2 separate regions of the Homo sapiens genome follow, and region 2 is linked to region 1. The links are chromatin loops, found by intact Hi-C in ENCODE. Cell type or tissue: heart right ventricle. All regions are shown on one strand.

Region 1 (5,000 bases):
TATTAGTCTAGAGACTGCATGTTGTTTTATTTCTTTTAAACTGGAACTCCCAGTTGGTCAGTGAGCCAGACTGCATGTATCTGCAGTACCTTCTCTTTTGAAAAGCTTATCACCTGGGAAGCCAAACTCTGATCAGGAGGAGCAGAGGGCCTGGGAGTCTGAGGTCATCAGACATTTGAGGTATTCAAACCAGTCCAGGTGCTGATGTCTATCTGCTGCTGGGACCAGCTGGCCTTGGGCCTCTTGGGCCTTTTTTTTCTAGGAGAAAAATTAAGATAGCAAGCATGTTAAAAGATGAACCTGCTCTCCCTAAGTGAAATCAAAAATCTCCCTTAAAAACTTGGGTTTTTCAGATTTTTTTCAGATGCATTCGTATTTGAGGGCAGGGAATAAACATTTTCCCTCCCTTTTTTCCCTCTTCATCCTTTATATAAATTTTACTGGGTAAAAGTAATACATGTATATCGTGAAAAATTTGAATATTACAAAAATCATGTAGTCCAGAATAAAGCTCTCTTCTCCATTTCCTTCCCCAAGAGGCAACTACTTTTAGCAGTTTACTGTCTGTCTTTCAAAGATACTCTATTCATCCTTTTTAAAAAACACAAGTATTTTACATATCATTGTGTACCTTGTTTTTTCCACTTGATGTTAGAGATGGGAACAGATATTTAATACATACTCAGGTAAGCTCTTTCTGTGTACATTTGCCATTAAAATATATGCAGTTCCTACTAGGGAATTCCATATTACTCAGATAATATCAAGGTATAGAAAAGATTTTCGTTTTAGTGATTTTTCAGAAATTTTTAAGCCGTTCCTCTTTCCCCTGCAGTTTAAAAAAATGCACAGAATTCCTAATGCCAGCTATATGTTCTGTAATTCTACACCAACCAAATCTATACTGCACAAGACATATGAGAGCCTCAGGACTCTCTTGGGATATGTAAGTTAGGGGTAGGACAGTTGGTGTCCCAGTCTCTCCATTGAGTCTGTTTCTGTGCTGAGTGTCCCTACAGATGTGGTAAGCCTCTGAATGTCAGGTCTGTGCTGGTCTTTCTTTAGGTCCCATCTCCTCCTAGACTTCCAAAGTCTCTCAAGATCCTGAATCAGGAGGACTTTTCCTATCTAGATCTCCAGTCAGTGAGCATGATGGTCAGGGCATGTCCACAGTGTGGTATCCTCATAGGCCATTCGTGGACCCCACCTGGTGATCCCTTTTATTCATCAGCTCTGTATATGTTACAGGATTAGCTAGTGGTCAGTTGCTTTATGAAAACTGTGGGCCAGGTTTGGTGGCTCATACCTGCAATCCCACCACTTTGGGAGACCAAGGCAGGCGGATTACCTGAGGTCAGGAGTTCAAGACCAGCCTGGCCAATATGGTGAAACCCATCTCTACAAAAAATACAAAAAAATTAGTCGGGCGTGGTGGTGGGTGCCTGTAATCCCAGCTACTTGGGAGGCTGAGGCAGGAGAATCACTTGAAGCTGGCAGGTGGAGGTTGCAGTGAGCTGATACCGTGCCACTACACTCCAGCCTGGGCAACAAGACGAAAACTCCGTCTCAAAAAAAAAAATTGTGTTGGTGGGGTGTGGTGAGATACTTGCATTGTATTTTCAATTAGCAGCAACATTCTATGGTAGAAACATTCTGTACAAATAATGTTTTGAAAAGTTTTTTTATTAATTTAAGAATGTTACCAAAAAATCAACACACTAAGTAGAAATGAAAAAACATATTTATCTATCTATACTTAAACTATACTATACTAAGCCAACCGAATTATTCTCAGTGCTTTTCATGAGTTATTTCTAAATTGGCAGGACTATTCTTTTAGTTGTAAAATTCTTTCAAACAAAAATTTAAATATTCTAATGTGGGTAGAACATGAGCATTAAAAATAGGTTATGAAGTTTTTTTATAGTGCTATTTAAATTTGTACAATACCTTAAATACCTGTAATAAAAAATATCAGGGAAAATTCTGGATGCTACTGTCAGGTTACTGGAAAGGGAGTGATACTGGCTTGGGATTCCTGGTTACCTCTGTGATCACTCATTTTTTAGTTTCACAAAGTCTTGATACCACCAGAGGGAGCTGTTGATATCGAAGTCTTCGAATGAAGAAGTTGGTGGTGAGAGTTAAGACTAGGGAGCAGCTTATGCTGATCTGTGAAGCATAATCATTATCTTGTCTGTAATTTGTAATCTTATAGACTCTTCCCCACAGCAAACATTTTCCTTCCATGTTTCATTTCAGATATTCTTCCCAACACATTGACCCTTTTCTCTGCCTAGTCTCACATCCTGCTTTCATCATACTCACATTCGTTACTATGTTTATATTTTCTTGTGACTATAAAGTTTCTGAAACTCTTTTTGTGTTACAGTAAGCAAGTAGTCTCCTTTGGCATGGTATTTATGAACTGAGCTAGTTTTCATTTATCAATAGAAACTGCATTTTAAACCTAGATGCTTTTATTTGGTTTGCTTTTGCAATGAAGCCATAAAGATTTCCTCCTATTCTTCTGGCTTATAGAGGTATTAACAAATAACAAAGAAGAGGTACTGGCTTGTACTTAGCATCTGAGCTAATGTTGTTCATATTGTCTTATTAGAACACCTGGAGAGTGCAAGTTCTAACTCAGGTATACCAGCTGCACAGAGAGGTGAGTTTGTCTAATTAAGCAAATAGTCACCAAAGGTGTAAAATTCTAGTTTGGTGGTGCATAAAATTATAGACATTGAAGAAAATGCACTGGACAATATGGAATAGACACCAAAATCTGGCTTTTTTTTTTTTGTAGGTAGAATATGTTCTTTTAAAAGCATCAATTAAACTAATATTTAAATTTTTTAGTATGTTAATGGTTTCCCAGTTTCTAAGCATAAAATTTTAGCTCCTTAAAATTTTTTTTCCAGCTTAGCAGTAGTAAAAGTTATTGTTTTTAAAAGGGGGAACTTGTGAGGCTCACACCTGCCCTGACCCCATATTATCAGAGGCTTTGTTGCCCAAAATCAGACATGGAAACAAAACATTAACAAAAATGGCCCTTTGGTTTTCCTCTTACTGATTGTAGAAAGAAGATACTTTAATAACAGATAAGTCAACTACTAACTTTTAAAAATATATTCTTCAACATTTGATTCTCTTTTTTTAAAATTTTAGGGTAAAACTAGGGAAATGAATTATTCACAAAGCTTTGATTATAAAATAAAATAGAAACAACTGAAATATTGTAAATTAAGAAGAATAGGAAATAAAGTTAGTTAAAGCACAGTATGTGGTCCTTTCATTGATATTTATGTTAGACCCCACTCAGGCTCTCCCTAGGAGACCACACAACTATGACATCACCAGAAATGCTCAGCCTGCTAACTGAGAACTTGGTTTTGGACAAATCAGTGTCTAAAGCTTGACTCTTTACTATCTCTCTTATCTGACTTGAAAAGGACCATTCTTTTTCTGAGTTACAGTTAAATTACATCATCGAAAGGAGTGTTAAGACGAGTAAGAGACATCATCCATATTTTTTTCTTTGTTTTTTTCTTTTGTTTTCTGTCTGTGTTTTCAGCAACGTCAGTTGATTACAGTTCCTTTGCAGACAGATGCAGCAGCTGGATAGAGCTCATTAAACTGAAAGCTCAGACCATAAGGCGTGGATCAATTAAGACAAGTAGGCGGATGTTTCTACCACATTATGATAATCTGAGAAACATATCCCTGATTTCCCAGTGGTGAAAGCTAGACCTTACTACCCAGTAATAACATTGCCAATCCATCATGTATTAGAGTGTGAAAGCTGCAGACTGTAACGGTCATTTAGGAAAAGCTTTTGAAAGGCCTTTAGATTTATTAGTTTTACCTATAGAATTGTGTTTTTAAAATTTTCCTTTTTGTGCAGGTATTCTTAAAAGTATATAAATAGATATTATATCATTCTAATTGGAAGTAAATTGCCAACTCTCTTATTGAAAAGACATTCTTCCAGGACCCAAGGTACTATTTAGTATGTGGCATCTGTCGGTTTATTAAGTGTGATATGCAGAGGGCTAAACTAATAAAGAATTTATGGTGAGAAAGTAGTTATTACCTTACTGCTAGAATCAGAATCATTACTTATATGTTATCTTATGCCATGTGTTTTGGTAAATTTTGAGGTAAATATATTTGAGTGAAAGAGCTTACCGTACATTAAAAGGGGGAAAAAACTACATTTCACAGGAAATAATATAGGATGTGAAACCAGCCAGATCTGGTTCTGAATCCTAGAAGTGCCATTTTAATAGCTATGAGACCTTGGGCAAGTTACTTAACTTCTCTAACCTTCCATTTCCTCATGCATGAAATGGGGATGATGATGATAACCTGTGTTTTTGGGTGGTTGTAAGGATTAGATATATATATATATGTCTGGCTTATGGCAGTTATTTAATAAGTGGTAGCTATTATTTTTTTACTTTATAAACAACCAACTTTTAGCTAGCAGAGGTCGTTAAGCTTTTAAAATTATGAGTTGGTTTTCAAAAAGGTTTGGAAAAAACCAGTATCTTACAACTAGATAACATAAGGTTTATCTACAAGTTGACAATGATGAAGTCGTCTGAAAAAGATGGAAAAATTGCACTGGGAAATAGAACAACTTTCACACTCTCCTTGTAATAATTTGTTCCTACAGCAGATAATTTTAATGCTCAGCCGCTTTTTCTTTTTCTTCACTTTATAACCAATCATTGTGTGTGTAGCTATACTGCATCAACATTTTCTTTTGCAGGAATGCCATTTTTCTTCCAAAAGAATTCCATTCCAGCATTTCCTCTCATGTTTTTCTGTCTCTCTTTTTTAATTGCATGCAGTGCATGATAATTTCTTTTCTTTCATGACATGGCTTAGCCTCACAGACAGCTGAATGTTGTCACCACTTATTTGGAAACCTCAGGGAATAATTGTGTTACCAGCGTCTGTTCTGAATGTTTTCTCATTTTTCTCCAATTTTA
Region 2 (5,000 bases), 980 kb after region 1:
TCTGGTAAATTAAAAAAATAAAGATCAAGAAGAGTCTGGGAGGAGGAACAGATGAGTCAGATGGGTTGAATCCTGTGAGTAAGTGAAAGAGTAATAGGAAAAAAAACACTATGGTCATGAAAGAACTGCATCCTGAAAGTTGTACATAGACAGCCACTTGGATGGTACTCATTCATTTACTTTTTAATAAGTTAAGTTTTTTTTAGGTTCGGCAGAAGCCCTCAAACACTGAAGATTTTATTGAGGATATTGTAAAGCTCATTAATGGGAGATACAAAGGGCAATCAGGTAATGTAAAAACAAACCAACTTTGGAGACAGAGATAACTTTCAAAAAGTGACTTCATATCATATTGATAATTATACTGATAACTGAATAACACCAAAAAAAATTAATGTATAGCAGAAGATACTTGAAAATACGTGATAAAATTAATTCACTTGATCTTAGAAATTGGGTGTGACATTTGCTTATGCCATAGATTATGAGTCGTCAAATTGCCTGATTTATTTTTGCTTATTTACACTTGCTTTAGAATAGACCTGATGACTTAATGTTAATTATCAACAGCACATATTTAGTATGTATCCACTGTGTACAAAATAGTGGATTAAGCAACTGATATTCTAAAGGGATAGAAAATATACTCCCTTACAGTAAAGGACACGTTAAAGCAATAAATAAATCCAGTAGTACATACTGAATAGATTAAGCACAGATCGAGTTGTGAGTATATATACATGGTTTTCTGGGTTTAATGACTAAGCAAATGTTACTGAAGCAAAGAATTTGTGTGAAAGTAGCATTTTAAACTGTTCTATAGATTTTCAGGAGGTAGTCCTGGGTAAAAGGAGTTCTAGGGTCAAATGAATTTGAGAAAGGTTGCAGGTATTTATTCTGCCTGGATGTTCACAGGGTGTATCAGCAAACTAGAAGCTCTGACCATCCCTGAAAATAAAGAGAGACACCCATTTAACTTTGTTGAATGCAATGTTCTCCAAATTAATTTGCATGCAAATTAATCTAAATTAACCCAAAATTAATCTGGAGAACACTGCATTCATAGCACATTTGTTAGCATCTTACAGACATCAGTTTGAGAAATACTGTTTAGTGGGAGATAAAGTTAAAGAGAGAAAAGAGATAACAGGAACAAAAACTGATGGCTCAGGCTCATTTCTGCTTTAAAGGAAGCTGGTGCTCAAATCTGGAATTATACCAAAATGTCAATATATGCACAAGGCCTTGAAATTTTTCATAATTCTTTTTTTCCTTCTGTGCATTGTATTAATCAATGTCCTGAATGTGTGTGTTGAAAACCATCTTCCAGGAATATGCCATATCTATCTAACAAATGCACATATTTTACTGCAGGAATCATATATTGTTTTTCTCAGAAAGACTCTGAACAAGTTACGGTTAGTTTGCAGAATCTGGGAATTCATGCAGGTGCTTACCATGCCAATTTGGAGCCAGAAGATAAGACCACAGTTCATAGAAAATGGTCAGCCAATGAAATTCAGGTTAGGTCTATATCTTCCATAGAAGCCTAATTTACCTTTAAAATATTTAAACTTGATTTAATTAACTGATAAAATGTTAAAATATTTCAGGTAGTAGTGGCAACTGTTGCATTTGGTATGGGAATTGATAAGCCAGATGTGAGGTTTGTTATCCATCATTCAATGAGTAAATCCATGGAAAATTATTACCAAGAGAGTGGACGTGCAGGTATGTAGGACTCAAATCCAGAAGTAAATTTTTAGAAAGCTTTTCCAAAAAATACATGATAAATGCTTAATAAGTCTGTATGTTTTATCTTTATTGGATAGTATTTTTAGAACAATGTATTTTTAGCAGTTTGACACTTACTTGCATATGGAGAAATTTTTACTTATGTTCTGTTATCTGAATTGTTTCTTTTTATGTGTGTTAAGATAATTTGATGTTCATCTTTGCCTCCTGAATTTTTAATTAGTGATTTCAAATCTATAACTTAACTGGATTATAGACACATTTTTTAACTTAGTAGAGCTGATTATTGATGTCTCTTTAGAGTTTTTTTTAATTTGAGGGTACCCATTACAAATTAACTTCCACATCTCTAAAATTTCTAGATGTAGTATAAAACATTGCCTGCTAATTTTACCATATGTCATTTTTGCATATTTTGAATTTGTAAATGTAATTCTGCAATCTCAAGGTTTCTCACACCACAGGTCGAGATGACATGAAAGCAGACTGTATTTTGTACTACGGCTTTGGAGATATATTCAGAATAAGTTCAATGGTGGTGATGGAAAATGTGGGACAGCAGAAGCTTTATGAGATGGTATCATACTGTCAAAACATAAGCAAGTAAGCCACATACCTTTTTATAACTTTTATCAATTAAAGCAAATATGAAAGTATATGACATCGTTTTTAAGTTCTTACTAAATACATTGGTGGAACACCAAAGTGCAGATCCATAAAAGCAGATGTTGGAGGGTAGGAACCAGCACATCAACCTGTATGATCTGCCTTAGTTCAAGAAAAGATGCCCTATCTTTGAGATAATCCTCCAAAACTACTTTTTTAATTGAAGGTTTTTGAGACACATTGATAGCAACTTGAAGGCTTTTTTTCTCTGGCACTGCTGTACAGTTACATGATTTAATAATTTTGAAAAGGTCTATGGTTAAGATAGGCATTTTGAGAGTCAAGCTCAGTAACGTGCCACCTTGCCAGCTCATGTGTCAATGAAATACCAAGTTTCTCCTTAAGAAGTAAGTTTAAATCTACTTAGGGTGGCTTTAGACTAGATAGCTTCCTGAAAGCTTTCTGTCATAGTTATCTTTGTGCTTTTATTGCCTATCACATAAGAAGTGCTCAGAAATGTCGAGGTGGTAAATAGCAGCCAGACAGTGATAGAAATGTTCTTTCTTTCCAATAGATACTACAATAATCTAGTTAAAAGAAATGAGAAAATGAAAATGTCTTCCAAAGGCCAGTAGAGTCTCATGAAGCATATTTTAAGGTTTCAACTCAAATATTGCTACTTTATTAAAATATAAGAAACTATTTTACTGTCAAGAATATTCTCCTAATAGTTGCAAAACATTGAATTTAAAAATGGAACTCAGACAATTTTTTAAACAGTGTTTATCAAGAATATGTGGGGAAAAAAGTCCTATGTCGGGGGCACAATGGCCCCCCAAAGATGTTCACGTCCTAATTCCTAACCTGTATGTTACCTCACATGGCAAAAGGAAAGTAGCATTGCACATGGAATTAAGACTGTTCATTAGCTGACCTTAAAATAGGGAGATTATTTTAGATTGTGTGATGTGAGAAGAACCTGACACTCTGATTTTGATCCAGTGAAACCCATAGTACACTTCTAAATCTAAACCACAGAAATGTAAGAATAAATGTGTTTAAAGCCACTAAGTTTATGGTAATATTATGGCAGTTATAGGAAGCTAATACAGTATATAACTATGTAAGCTGAAATAGAGATTCTTAAAACTTTATTATATCCTTTAATAATTTGTATCTTTAAATGTGTTTGCAGATGTCGTCGTGTGTTGATGGCTCAACATTTTGATGAAGTATGGAACTCAGAAGCATGTAACAAAATGTGCGATAACTGCTGTAAAGACAGTGGTGAGTTTGTTGTTTTGTAAACCTTTATAGGCTAATACAGTCATAATGCCTAGTGACAGAGATACGTTCTGAGAAATGCATCACTAGGTGATTTTGTCATTGTGCAAACATCAAAGTGTACTTACATAAACCTAGATGGTATAGTCTCCTAGGTGATATGTTATAGCCTATTGATCCTAGGCTACCAATCTGTACAGCGTGTTACTGTACTGCATACTGCAGGCAGCTGTAACACATGGTTAAGTATTTGTGTATCTAAACATAGAGTAAGTACAGTAAAAATATGGTATTATAACCTGGGTGACAGCGAGACTCCGTCTCAAAAAAAAATATATGGTATTATATAATCTCTTGGGACCACTGGCATATACGTGGTCCATCACCGACCAAAATATTATGTGGCACAAAACTGTATATACAGCTGGGACATGAGAGAAGTATTAGACTTCCAAATGGATTTAAAAGATTAAAGTGTGAATCAGATTTTCCAGAATTAAAACTATCAACATGAAGTTTTGAAACAAAGGTGAATAAAAGGAAAAGTCTTATGTGTATGCACACATTTTATATTGCTATACTGAGGATGTGAAATTTTTAATAAATGAAGGAAAATATTTGAATTTTTCTGAATAGAAATGCTATTCTATAAGAAAAGGGAAACCATGTGATAATCTCTAATACTTTATAGTCACTAATTGAAAAGAAAATTTAGTGCAAAATAGAGACTATAGAGAATCACTTTTGATCCAGTTAATGGCTAGTCATCGGAGATTTACTTAAAATTCTTTTAAATGTAGATCAGCAGGATTTGTTTTCTGAGCATTGGTCACAACCCTGCTGATCAAAACAGGATCTGGTCAAAACAAGATATAGCAAAGAAACTGGCCCAAACAAGTTAGAACTAGAAAATATAATGTATTTGCATGATGTAAGACACTCCCACTAGCACCATGACAGTTTACAAATGCCGTGACAATGCCCGAAAATTACATGGTTCTAGGAACTCCCTAACCTTTTCTAGAAGATTCATGAATAATCTTCCCCTTATTTAGCATATAACTAAGGAGCAGCTATAAATACCGCTAGTGAGCAATGTACAGTGCCACTCTGCCTTTGGGGTAGCCCTGCTCTGTCTATGGAGCCGCCATTTTCCTATACTCTATTGCTAATAAACTTGCTTTGCTTTCACTTTACTCTGTTGGCTTGCTCTCAGATTGTTTCTTGCATGAAACTGGGAACCCTCCTGGGCTGAGTCCCAATTTTCGGATTTGCCTGCAGCATTTTGGCACTATATTTTAACTTTTTTTCATCCGTGTGTTGTATTTCAAGATCTGGACTAGCCAGTACCTCAT

The links. A loop is a pair of places that touch in the nucleus more often than their neighbours do. Peaks named below come from ENCODE experiments on the same cell type or tissue, not always from the same donor. Only the 100,000 strongest peaks of a DNase experiment are listed, where the experiment ranks them.
Region 2: it touches region 1 in a loop (6-fold over the local background); 1 of 110 quality-filtered maps calls a loop at or near these places.

What each region holds. Positions count from the first base shown.
Region 1 is chr12:22,457,163-22,462,162 of GRCh38, reverse strand. It overlaps C2CD5 (C2 calcium dependent domain containing 5), which reads left to right. Exons shown (of 27, transcript NM_001286176.2): 23 at 2,621-2,671; 24 at 3,578-3,679. Among named protein-coding and RNA genes, the nearest start is that of C2CD5, 85 kb to the left of the region's middle. In heart right ventricle, CTCF peaks have their summits at 1,919 and 2,119 (motif pointing right); no DNase peak of the experiment used is centred here; H3K27ac peaks cover 1,932 bases.
Region 2 is chr12:21,472,199-21,477,198 of GRCh38, reverse strand. It overlaps RECQL (RecQ like helicase), which reads left to right. Exons shown (of 15, transcript NM_002907.4): 8 at 207-288; 9 at 1,375-1,523; 10 at 1,614-1,731; 11 at 2,220-2,358; 12 at 3,557-3,648. Among named protein-coding and RNA genes, the nearest start is that of RECQL, 27 kb to the left of the region's middle. In heart right ventricle, no CTCF peak of the experiment used is centred here; no DNase peak of the experiment used is centred here.